Regions from separate parts of the Homo sapiens genome. Here region 2 is linked to region 1. The links are chromatin contacts, found by Hi-C in ENCODE. All regions are on one chromosome and are shown on one strand. Each heading gives the region's core, a stretch centred on a gene start or an enhancer-like site at or near the end of the contact. The rest is flanking DNA. Distances are from core to core; before and after follow the strand shown.

The links. A loop is a pair of places that touch in the nucleus more often than their neighbours do. Pooled maps may share reads with other maps.
Region 2: a map of esophagus muscularis mucosa shows a loop between it and region 1 (2.0-fold over the local background). The contact joins two enhancer-like sites. A Hi-C loop is called at or near these places in 3 of 168 maps with a recorded cell type or tissue (GM12878, esophagus muscularis mucosa and posterior vena cava), 2 of 37 single-sample maps with no recorded cell type and 9 of 50 pooled maps.

Annotation. Positions count from the first base shown.
Region 1 is chr1:221,553,775-221,558,649 of GRCh38, reverse strand. It overlaps LOC105372937 (a long non-coding RNA gene), which reads left to right. Exons shown (of 3, transcript XR_922623.3): 3 at 2,222-3,104. LOC107985462 (a long non-coding RNA gene) reads right to left here. Exons shown (of 2, transcript XR_001737823.1): 2 at 4,336-4,563. Among named protein-coding and RNA genes, the nearest start is that of DUSP10, 190 kb to the left of the region's middle. RefSeq lists an enhancer at 2,806-3,306. Within about 2 kb of position 2,762, at least 2 of the 41 ENCODE cell types and tissues checked have a DNase peak (open chromatin) inside an H3K27ac peak, as active enhancers do.
Region 2 is chr1:221,695,989-221,700,863 of GRCh38, reverse strand. No RefSeq gene overlaps it. Among named protein-coding and RNA genes, the nearest start is that of DUSP10, 44 kb to the left of the region's middle. Within about 2 kb of position 2,628, at least 4 of the 41 ENCODE cell types and tissues checked have a DNase peak (open chromatin) inside an H3K27ac peak, as active enhancers do.

The sequences.
Region 1 (4,875 bases), core at 1,513-4,012:
CCATACTTACATAAATTTCTGTAATGAGTAAGCATGATGGGGCAGGTTTTGTAGTCTAATAAATCATCTTCTATAGAAGCAGAAGCTTCAATAGAAGCAGCCTTCTATCGTGCTGATGACCTGGCCTCCCTCTACAAATCTCTTATTTGTCCTGGTTTTAGGGACAAAATGCCCTTCTGGTCTTTACATATGGGTTTACAGAATAGATGCACATCTATAAATAAGCCAACTATTTTATGTAACTTCTCCCTCAACTTGCTTCTTGGAGATAAGTGGATTATAACTCTTTTTGCAGAACTTTGGATAAATACCAAGGAAGAGGGGACATTTCAAAGCATATATTTTAAGAGCTTTTCAGTTAAATAAGATAGCAAAGAAGATTTCATTTCCTCATCAAAGAAGCTGCTCCTGTATACCTAGTGTTATTATAAATCAGAATGAACACACATTGTTACCTAGAATTACACAAGCCATGTAAACATGTCAGCTATCTCTGCATTTCTGTAATGCTTCTAATATTTAGAACATTTTCATGATCTACAACTTAAGGAGCTGACTTCTCTACACTTAATTTTATTTCTGGAAAAGCAAGCATGGCTTAGATTTAGACTAATCATAAACTGAAGGCTTAAGAAGAATATAATTTTTATCTCTGTATGAGGATAGAAGAATCTACTGTATGTGTTTCTTGGGGAATTAGGGGGCGGCTACAAATGTGTTTGAATGAACTATCTCAAAAGCAATCAGAGAGCAGCACATAAGTAAGTGTGCCACAATAAGAGTAAGAAGCAAAAGTAAGGAGAGTTGGGAGCTTCGGTTCCTGGGTTTTGTCACCATCCACCGTCTTCACTCCTTTCTGTCATTTCTTTTAGCTTTTGGGTTGAATGTCAGTTATCTAGGATATCTTCCCTAACTAACCCTGCCCCATGGTGATTGCTCTCTTCCACTTCTGTTTAGGACTTATTAAAGCTTTGGTACTGGATTGTCACATACTTGTTCAATGGATATTTTTCCACCAGTTGTTTTGGCTAGTTAATGGTGGTGACTGTTTTGGAGTGGTGGTAATGATGATGTTTTTCTGATCAATGAGAATTTAGGAGAAAACAACCCCAAAACTCCTTGTGAGTAGGAACCTTGTGGCCTATTTCTCTTGCCACTCTTTTCTTTTCTCTTCATCATCCTTCATGTTTAATATTTAATAGGTATAAAACAAGGAACAGGTCACTGGGTAAACACATTACCTGCCAGGAATATGTTCCAAAATCTTTCTCTAAGTCTTTGCTACTCAATGAGTGGTCTGTGGACCAATAACATGGACATTACCTAAGGAGCTTCTTAAATCTGCAGGATCTGAGGCCCCACCCCAGGACCGAACTAAAAGTTATATTATTAGGAAATTCCTGGGTGATTCATATGCACATTACAATTGGGGAAGCACTGGTTTAAAAGACACTCATCTTTCATCTCCACTTCTAGCACCTACTTAAATATACCACTTCATTGATGATTACCCATAGTATCTTGAATTATTACACAACTTTTCATCACTGTGGGCTTTGTAAACTCATGCAGAACTTAGTGTATTTCATACACTTTATGCTGTTGTGGGCCATTCCATACTGCTTCATGTATGCTCATCTTATATCCTCAAGCTGACTGTAAGTTCCTTGAAAGCAGTTTTTATTTTTTGTGTCTCTGAATCTTGTTGGTGCTATGTCCATTGCAATACTCACTAATTATTAATAGCTAATATTTGAGAACTATGTGTTAGATATTTTATGATGTACTTCCATGCATTATCTCATTGGATACTCAAAATAACTCTGTACAGTTGTTACTGTTCTTTCTTCATAGTATAATGATAAAATAGTGCTTTAGGGAAGGTAGTATATCTTTGAGCTGGGACTCAAATCCATGTCCATTTGACTCAGGAGCCTGACCTTTTAGCCACTGTGTGGTACTGCTCACAGAATGTTGGTAAGGAAACAAAACTATGCTTCTGGAGGTGAACAAATATGTTTTGTGTTAACCTGATACATTGGAAACAAGAGCTGCTTTCTTCTGGCCTAGATGTTATCCTGATAAAAATAGCTCTGAAATAAGGAAAAGCAATCTTTCTCCTCTACCATCTCCACAGTCTTTTCCACATCCCTCTTGTCTCAAGCTTCTCTCTCTTTCTGTATGTATTAACCCTCTTCTCCCATCTTCTCTCTCTTTTCAGTGAAGACCCTCGTCCACGTCCAATCCTTGCTAGATGGTCTTATCAGTGGTCCTCCTGATGTCTCAGCCCTCTGAGGAAAGCATCTGGACCTGGCCTGGCCGAGGGGCACTGCATGAGGAGCTTTTTCAGGTCACAGGCTGTCTGGGCTTTCTCCGCCTGAGTGGATGTGTTTGCAAAGTGGATGAGTGACCTTTCATTCCTGGACACCCAGAGGGCCAATCAGTCTGTTCTTGCTCCACTGAGAAAACTGAATAAAGTGCTTGCCACTTGAAATGAGAGTAAGGCATAAATAACTATAAAAATAAGCAAGCCCCAACCCCCTCAAAGCTCAAACACAGTTGAAGCACTTTGTGTTTTAAGGCACCCTGAGTCTGGCAGATGAAGAAGCCTTTTCTCGTGTTTCCTCCTGCAATGTGAAAAATCACTTCACTGGAAAAGATCTCTGCCAGGCCAGAAAGCCTGTGCACCCCAGCCGCATGCTGCACCCCCGTCATGTTCTCTTCTCTCAGAAGTGCTGGGACCATCGTTTCCACTCGGGTGGCTGGCAGGATGCTTATGTAATCATCACCTGCCAGGAGCCACTGATATACACACTTGTCCTGGACAACCATGCTACCCTGACAGACGTGATTGTGAGGCCACAGGACAGCTTTGTCAGAATAGATCCTGTAGGAAACACAAACTCCAAAATGAGAAAGACAATGATCTTGGAGAACTCCCAATGGGAGAGGCTGTTCTTTGGGGGCTCTGCCACCCAGCAGTCCCCCCAAGTAAGCGCTAATGCTGCAGCAAAGTGTAAGCAACCACTACTTTTGCATTTAAAGGCTAGTAAGTCAGACCCTGTATATATGACCATAATAAACAATTTCTGTAATTTTGGTAACTTTGCATCAGATAATCTTCCTTAAATCTGCTTGAGAAGTAATTAGAATTAGGAATCGGGGAATCTAGATGGACCACGCAGCTCTGGAATTCACTATCTTTTCAGCCTTGGGTAGATCACTGCCTTTACCTTTCTGAGAGTTTCCATGTCCTCATATGGCAGGTTGGAGTCGTTTCACTGGCTTCTTGGGCAGCTTTAAATGCTAACATTTTTGAATTCCAGTGATTCCCAACTTCAGGCTACTGCTTCTCAAGCCCATTTTGTCCACCCCGTCCTCAGGAGAGAAAGAAAAGACTACAGTCTATAGCTTATATCACAACCTTCCTTCTGCATCTGCCTACACATACGAATTCACCAGTGACAACTAAATACATACAGTTAGCAACCTTTGCAAGCTTACTGGGCCCAAGTCAAGGTATTTATTCAAAACCTCATATAGGTCCATGTAATCGTTCATTCACATTGGGCTATATCACTCCCCTCTTGTGAATAAGGAAGGAAATTAATTTTAAAATAATAATAAAACCTTTCAGGAAGAAATTGACTTTGTACTCCAGCCACTGACCTAAGTGTTGAAATTCAATTAAATTGGAAAAGATCACAATTAAGATGCAATTTAATTATTTTTCATTTTATGTAAATGAGATTCCCGATCACAATGAATTAGAAATCTTAGTTTAAGCAGTTCATCAGTTGCCTATCTAAGTACGGTTTTGTTACTTCTTTGCTAAATTCCTAATCTCACAAGCCAAATGGAAGAAATGTTTCTGGAAATTTAAAGACTAAAATAATCATGCCACCCAACTTTTTCCAAGAATGCCTTAGGTAGATTGCTATACCAATTGTTTTCTAACTTGGAGCTAATTTTATTTCAAAGTTTACATGCAGCCAACAGAACTTCCTAAAAAAAAGACCACTCTTATTTAAATGCCTGGGAGAGTTCTAAAGTGATATAAAAGACATTTCTACATCTTATAGAAATTAATCCTTGTAGAAGTCTGCCCTCATGTAGCCCATTTTATGCTCTATGAAACATATATTTTTATCAACAACTCAAGACAAAGAAGCAGTAGTCATTATTTCTATAGAAAAAAAGATTAATTTGCAAATATCTATTGAGAATTCCATTTAGAATTAGTGAATTTATTTAAAAGCAAAATCACAAAGACCTGGTGATCTATTACTGCTGTTGCCATCAGAATGTTGGATAACAAACCACCCCAAATCTTAGTGGCTTTCAATAACAAGCCTTTATTCTCAGACTCATAGGTTTGCAGGTGTATTGTGCTTCAGCTGATGGAGGTTGAATGTGGCCAGTTAGCCCTGCTTCATGCTTCAGCCATGCTGTAGGCATGGCTCCAGGCTGGAGACTAGGTCCGGTGTGTTCCATATGTATTTATGTGTGCGGAAGCTGAAGGTGCAGTAGCCACCAGGCCATGTCCTTCTCGTGGCAAATCGCCTAAAAACACAGGTCAAAACAAACTGCATAAGCACATTTCAGGTCTCTGCTAATATTCCATTGGTCAAAGCAAGTCACACAGATGGTCCAAGATGGGTCCAAGGATGGGAAAATAAACTCTATCCTTAGTAGGAAGGGAGAGAATTTTCACTAAACAAACCTAAACTATTTTAAACATCTTTAGCTCAGATGTTTAAAAGCCCAAATATAAGAGCTTGTATATCTCTGATTCTAGTAGGACACTTTTTCTATTTTGTACTGTGTTTATTAAAAATCAGTAGTATATAATGATATTTAAGTAAAGTAACTACT
Region 2 (4,875 bases), core at 1,379-3,878, 140 kb before region 1:
AGCTTCCTTATAACACTGGGTTAATGCATAGCTGGGTTCCCAATTCACTGTTGATGGAGGGTTGGGGGTATGGGAAAAACACAATGCAAATATTTTCTGTGTTTCATTAAATTAAAAGTCTAGTGGGACTTGGCCATAAGGAAGATTTATGGCAAACTGAAATTTGCCTGGGGTGAATAAAAGAGTTGAAGAATCTGGCATGTTGGATTCTATGTGACAACATTTGACATAAATAATTTTGTGTATGTTGGCTTGAAAATGTTAGGAAATATTTTTGACATTTAAAAAAATAGCTTTTCTACCAAAAATAATTTAAATTTTTCTTTTATAGAAAAGTGGAGACTGAATTTAACAGGAATTAACAGCTGTTTTAGATTATTTTAATAGAAAGTGTTAATCAGGTGAAAAGCAAATCTCTGCTTTGTGCTTTCTACTCCTCAGGCTAACAATTTCCTTGGTGTTAGAGTATTTAAGGAGTGAGGTTGATATATAATTAGTGATTTAAAATACATGGTAATTTAGCAGACATTTCTTTTTGTTATTTTAAGTCTAAGTGTTAAATTTCTGATAGCATGTAAGGTATATTGCCTCCCTCTGTCCCTTCCTTCTTTCCTTCTGCTTTTTCTTTGTTCCCCTCCCTTCCTTTTCCTTCCCTCCCTCTTTCCTTCCCTCCCTCTTCCCTTCCCTCTCCCTTCCCTTCCCTCTCCCTTCCCTTCCCTCTCCCTTCCCTTCCCTCTCCCTTCCATTCCCTCTCCCTTCCCTTCCCTTTCCCATTTTCCCACTTTGCCTCATTCCCTCTTTGCCTCTTTCCCTCTTTCCCTCTTTGCCTCTTTCCCTCTTTCCCTCTTTCTCTCTTTGCCTCTTTCCCTCTTTCCCTCTCTCTTTTTTCTTTCTTTCTAACAAAACAGAGAAAAGTCAATACAGTTTCTCATCTTTATCCACATGGAAATGATTTATGTTTTTGGAAGTTTATGATTTTGAGAGAAAAGCCTATCCTGGGGCAAACAGTAATCCTGCCAACCAGAATACCAAAGATTCTGAGAGGGACTCAGGTCTTTTCTACTAATCTGCTGTGAGTCACTTAGCCTCCATTTCTTCATAAGGAATGTTAACCACTTCATGAAAATAATACAGATTAACCAAGCCATAGCTCTAGAAACCAGACTCCACATGTTGCTGGGCCTCACTAGCTGTCTGGGAGCTATAAGGCTGCCCTAGGAAATAATTGTGTCTCCCCAAGAAAGCCAAGTCCCTGACCAACGCATGAACCATTCTCAGAATCCAGCAACGGTTGTTTTATATTAAATGAATCTAATTACTTAGTAGAGTGAACCTGTAACTAATTTAAAGAAATACAGCAAGCATTGTTATCTTAGGTTGAACAAAACAGTAGCTTTAGGTTTCTATATATATTACATTTATTTCAATAGTTAATACTTTTCCAATCAATGCATGTGAACCATGATAGGGAGTTTTCATTTCTTGAAAGAGTTTGTGCCAGTGTCTTCTGGATAAGGAAAGGCATCATGGGAGGTAGGGCAAGGAAGCTGACAAAAAACATGTACAAGGGGAAATATTCAAGAAAAAATGTACACAACCACACAATCACATGCTGGCAGTAAAGGGGAAACATGGCCTTTCGTAATACGGGAAACAGGAGAAAATGGGAGGCTAAAATGAAAAGAAAAAAACCTATGTCAGAGTAAGGAACTAGGACCTGAATTACACTCCAGAAGCTGACTAAGATAGAATGCTAATAAATTGCTCAACTAGATATTCTGATGGTAAGAAGTCCAATGAGCCAAGTTAAATAGAGATCAATCAATGATGGCCTTCACATTATTTGGGGACAGGCTCTTGTAAATAGGTCACAACACATTTTATTTTATGCTTTTTTCCCCAAACATGAAATATCAGGAAATATAGTTGCTGTTTGGTTTCAAGCTCTGATTGGAGACAGTTGTTGCATATGAATGGAGGTCAGATGAAGGGTGGTAGAAAATGACTATTTTAGCACTGGCACCCAGAAGGATGGGTCATAATTCAGAAGTGCCCCAAATCACACCTATCTGTAGAAGACTTCCTGCCTTTTTGAGGTGGTGGAATATGAACACCAGTGCTTTCTGTGGTTCCTGATTTCTTCCTTCGTGACAACCTTTGTCAGTGTTTGATACAAGGTGCATGTATCGGTGTTTAATAAGAAGCAGAAACAGTGACATAGAATGAGGGGTTTATTCCAGGGATTAGACCTCAGGCAAGTGTGGGATCTGGTGAAGAAGTCAATGGGAGTGTGTTGCATCTGTCTGATAATGGGCTGAACTCTCCGGGTCAGCACAGCCACCAGTAACAAAAGCTGGGCATGAAGTAGAGAAGAACAAAGAATTGGAATTAGGAGGAAAAACTGGAACCCACATCAGCCTTTTACCAACCTCAATGGGGGTGACTTCCAGAAGGATCTAGTGCCCTCTGCCATGGAGCTGAACATGTACCTAGCATAGGACTTGGCAAAGCTGAAGACAGAGCTTTGGGAGCTTCAACTACAGCTGCTGCGCTAAGTCCAGGTGAGTCACCACATCAGGGTAAATGTGTGCTTGCCATCATAGAGTTTGGTGCCCCCTTCAAATGGTTGCTGCTTCAATTCTGCTTTTCCAACCTCATGCAAATTTCCCCTAAGGCTAACCTTAACTCAGTGTGAATCAGGAGAGGAAATTCTGGAAAATATAGCTCCTGATTTAGCCAATTTGATACTGTAGAAAGCTACCAAAGTCCATCCCTTGCCAACTTGGCATCCATGTCCACTTCTCTTAACTAAATATAACTTCCAAATGAAGACATTAGCAAAACGATGCTTCTATGTAGTATGATGCAACTATCAGTTCTACAGATGAAAACACATTTAAAAGACGACTGGGTGCAGTGACTCACACCAGTAATCCCAGCACTTTAGGAGGCTGAGGTGGGTGGATCACTTGAGGTCAGGAGTTCGAGACCAGCCTGGCCAACATGGTGAAACCTGTCTCTACGAAAAATACAAAAATTAGACAGGCATAGTGGTGCATGCCTGTAATCCCAGCTACTCTAATCACTTGAACCCAAGAGGCAGAGGTTGCAGCGAGCCGAGATTGCACCACTGCACCAGCCTGGGTGATAGAGTGAGATGATGCCACAGAAAAAAAAAAAAAAAAGATACATAGCCTCATAGGTTACTTTGTCCATTTTGGGATGATATTCAGTCTTTTTTTAGCTAAGATCCACTTTCCCTTCGATGTCATGTCATTTGAATATACTGAGATATAATGATATTATGGGTTGAATTGTGTCTGTCAAAAAGCCATGTTGAAGTGCTAAACCCTGAACCTTGTAAATATGATCTTATTTGGAAATACGGTCTTTGCAGATATAATCAAGAAGAGGTCATATTGGATTAAGATGGGCTCTAATTCAGTGACTGGTGTACTTATAAGAGGAGGGGAATTTGAACACAGACACAAAGAATGTCACGTAACAATGGAGGCAGAGATTGGACAAAGGAACATCAAAGATTACCAGCAACCATCAGAGGCTACAAGAGACTCATTGAACAGATTCTCCCTCAGAGCTTCTAAAAAGGAAGTGACCCCACTATCACATTGATTTAGGACTTTTCGCATACAGACTGCAGTAAAATAAATTTCTGTTGTTTTAAGCCACCCAATTTGTGGTACTTTGTTATAGCAGCCCTAGGGAACTAATACAAAGACTATTATTACCCCATTTTATATTAGATGGTGGATGGGGTAGAAAAAAGAATTGGTTAATATACAACCAAATATATTTATATCAAAAAATAAATATTCATAATTCTTACCATCCTAATTTCTATAACTGATCTTGTGGTCATAGCTGGTATTTATAACTTCCTTCTTTCACTACCCATTCCATATACTTGTGTCCTCAGCAAGCACATCACCTAGTCATGGTTTCTTGCCTGTTGGGGTGATGTCAGTTTTCATTTTTGAGGGATCCAAGCTTTTGCAATTGAGCCTGCATTGGGTTATTTTCCACTTACTTTGTTCGTTACAGCAACAAAAGTAATTACAAGACTTGAGAGTATAAGATATGATCTTGAATTCCAGGCACACTTTTTCTTACTCCTATAATCTGGTAGTAATCCAATTTCCCCAGTCATCCCAGCCAATACACCAATATCTGACTTTGCTTGTTGATTCTTTAGCATAAGGAGCCCAAAGTCGGCAGCAGGGAGTATCAACTTCCATCTTAATGGAATCATTGCTGTATCTCCTAGTAGAAGCATCTCTCCCTTGGGGACCAGAACTTCTAGACCAGCAGAGTCTAAAGTTGAGAATAGAAAGAATAAATTTTGCTGTGGATCACTATGGGTAACAGTAAGAGGAGCCCTTTCCATTTTTCCCCCTTGATTCCTGGATCTATGAAATCTGGATAAGAGAGAAACAGCAACATGCATTGATTGATCATTTAGAGAATTTACTGCATCTTTCAGGACATTATCCTAGCCCTGCAAAGTGTTTCCATCCATCTAGCACAGTAAATAGTTAAAAGAAGAATTCCACCTTTCTACTGCTTTAGAGTGATGAATAACAAGTTAAGACTAATGAATTCCATGAGCATGAGTCTGTTATTCTTCATTTGCTGCAAAGTAAGTTCCTTGGTCAAAAGCAAAGCACTGTGGAATAACATGAAGGGAAATAAGATATAAGAATTCTTTAAGTCCACAGATACTGATTTTGGCAAAGGTATTACAGGTAGGGAAGACAAATCCCTATAAAGAGTAAGTTTCTATGGAGCAAGAACAAAATACTGCCCTTTCAGGCCTTGTGAGTAGAAGTTCATGTTGCTGAATTCATGCATACCCTC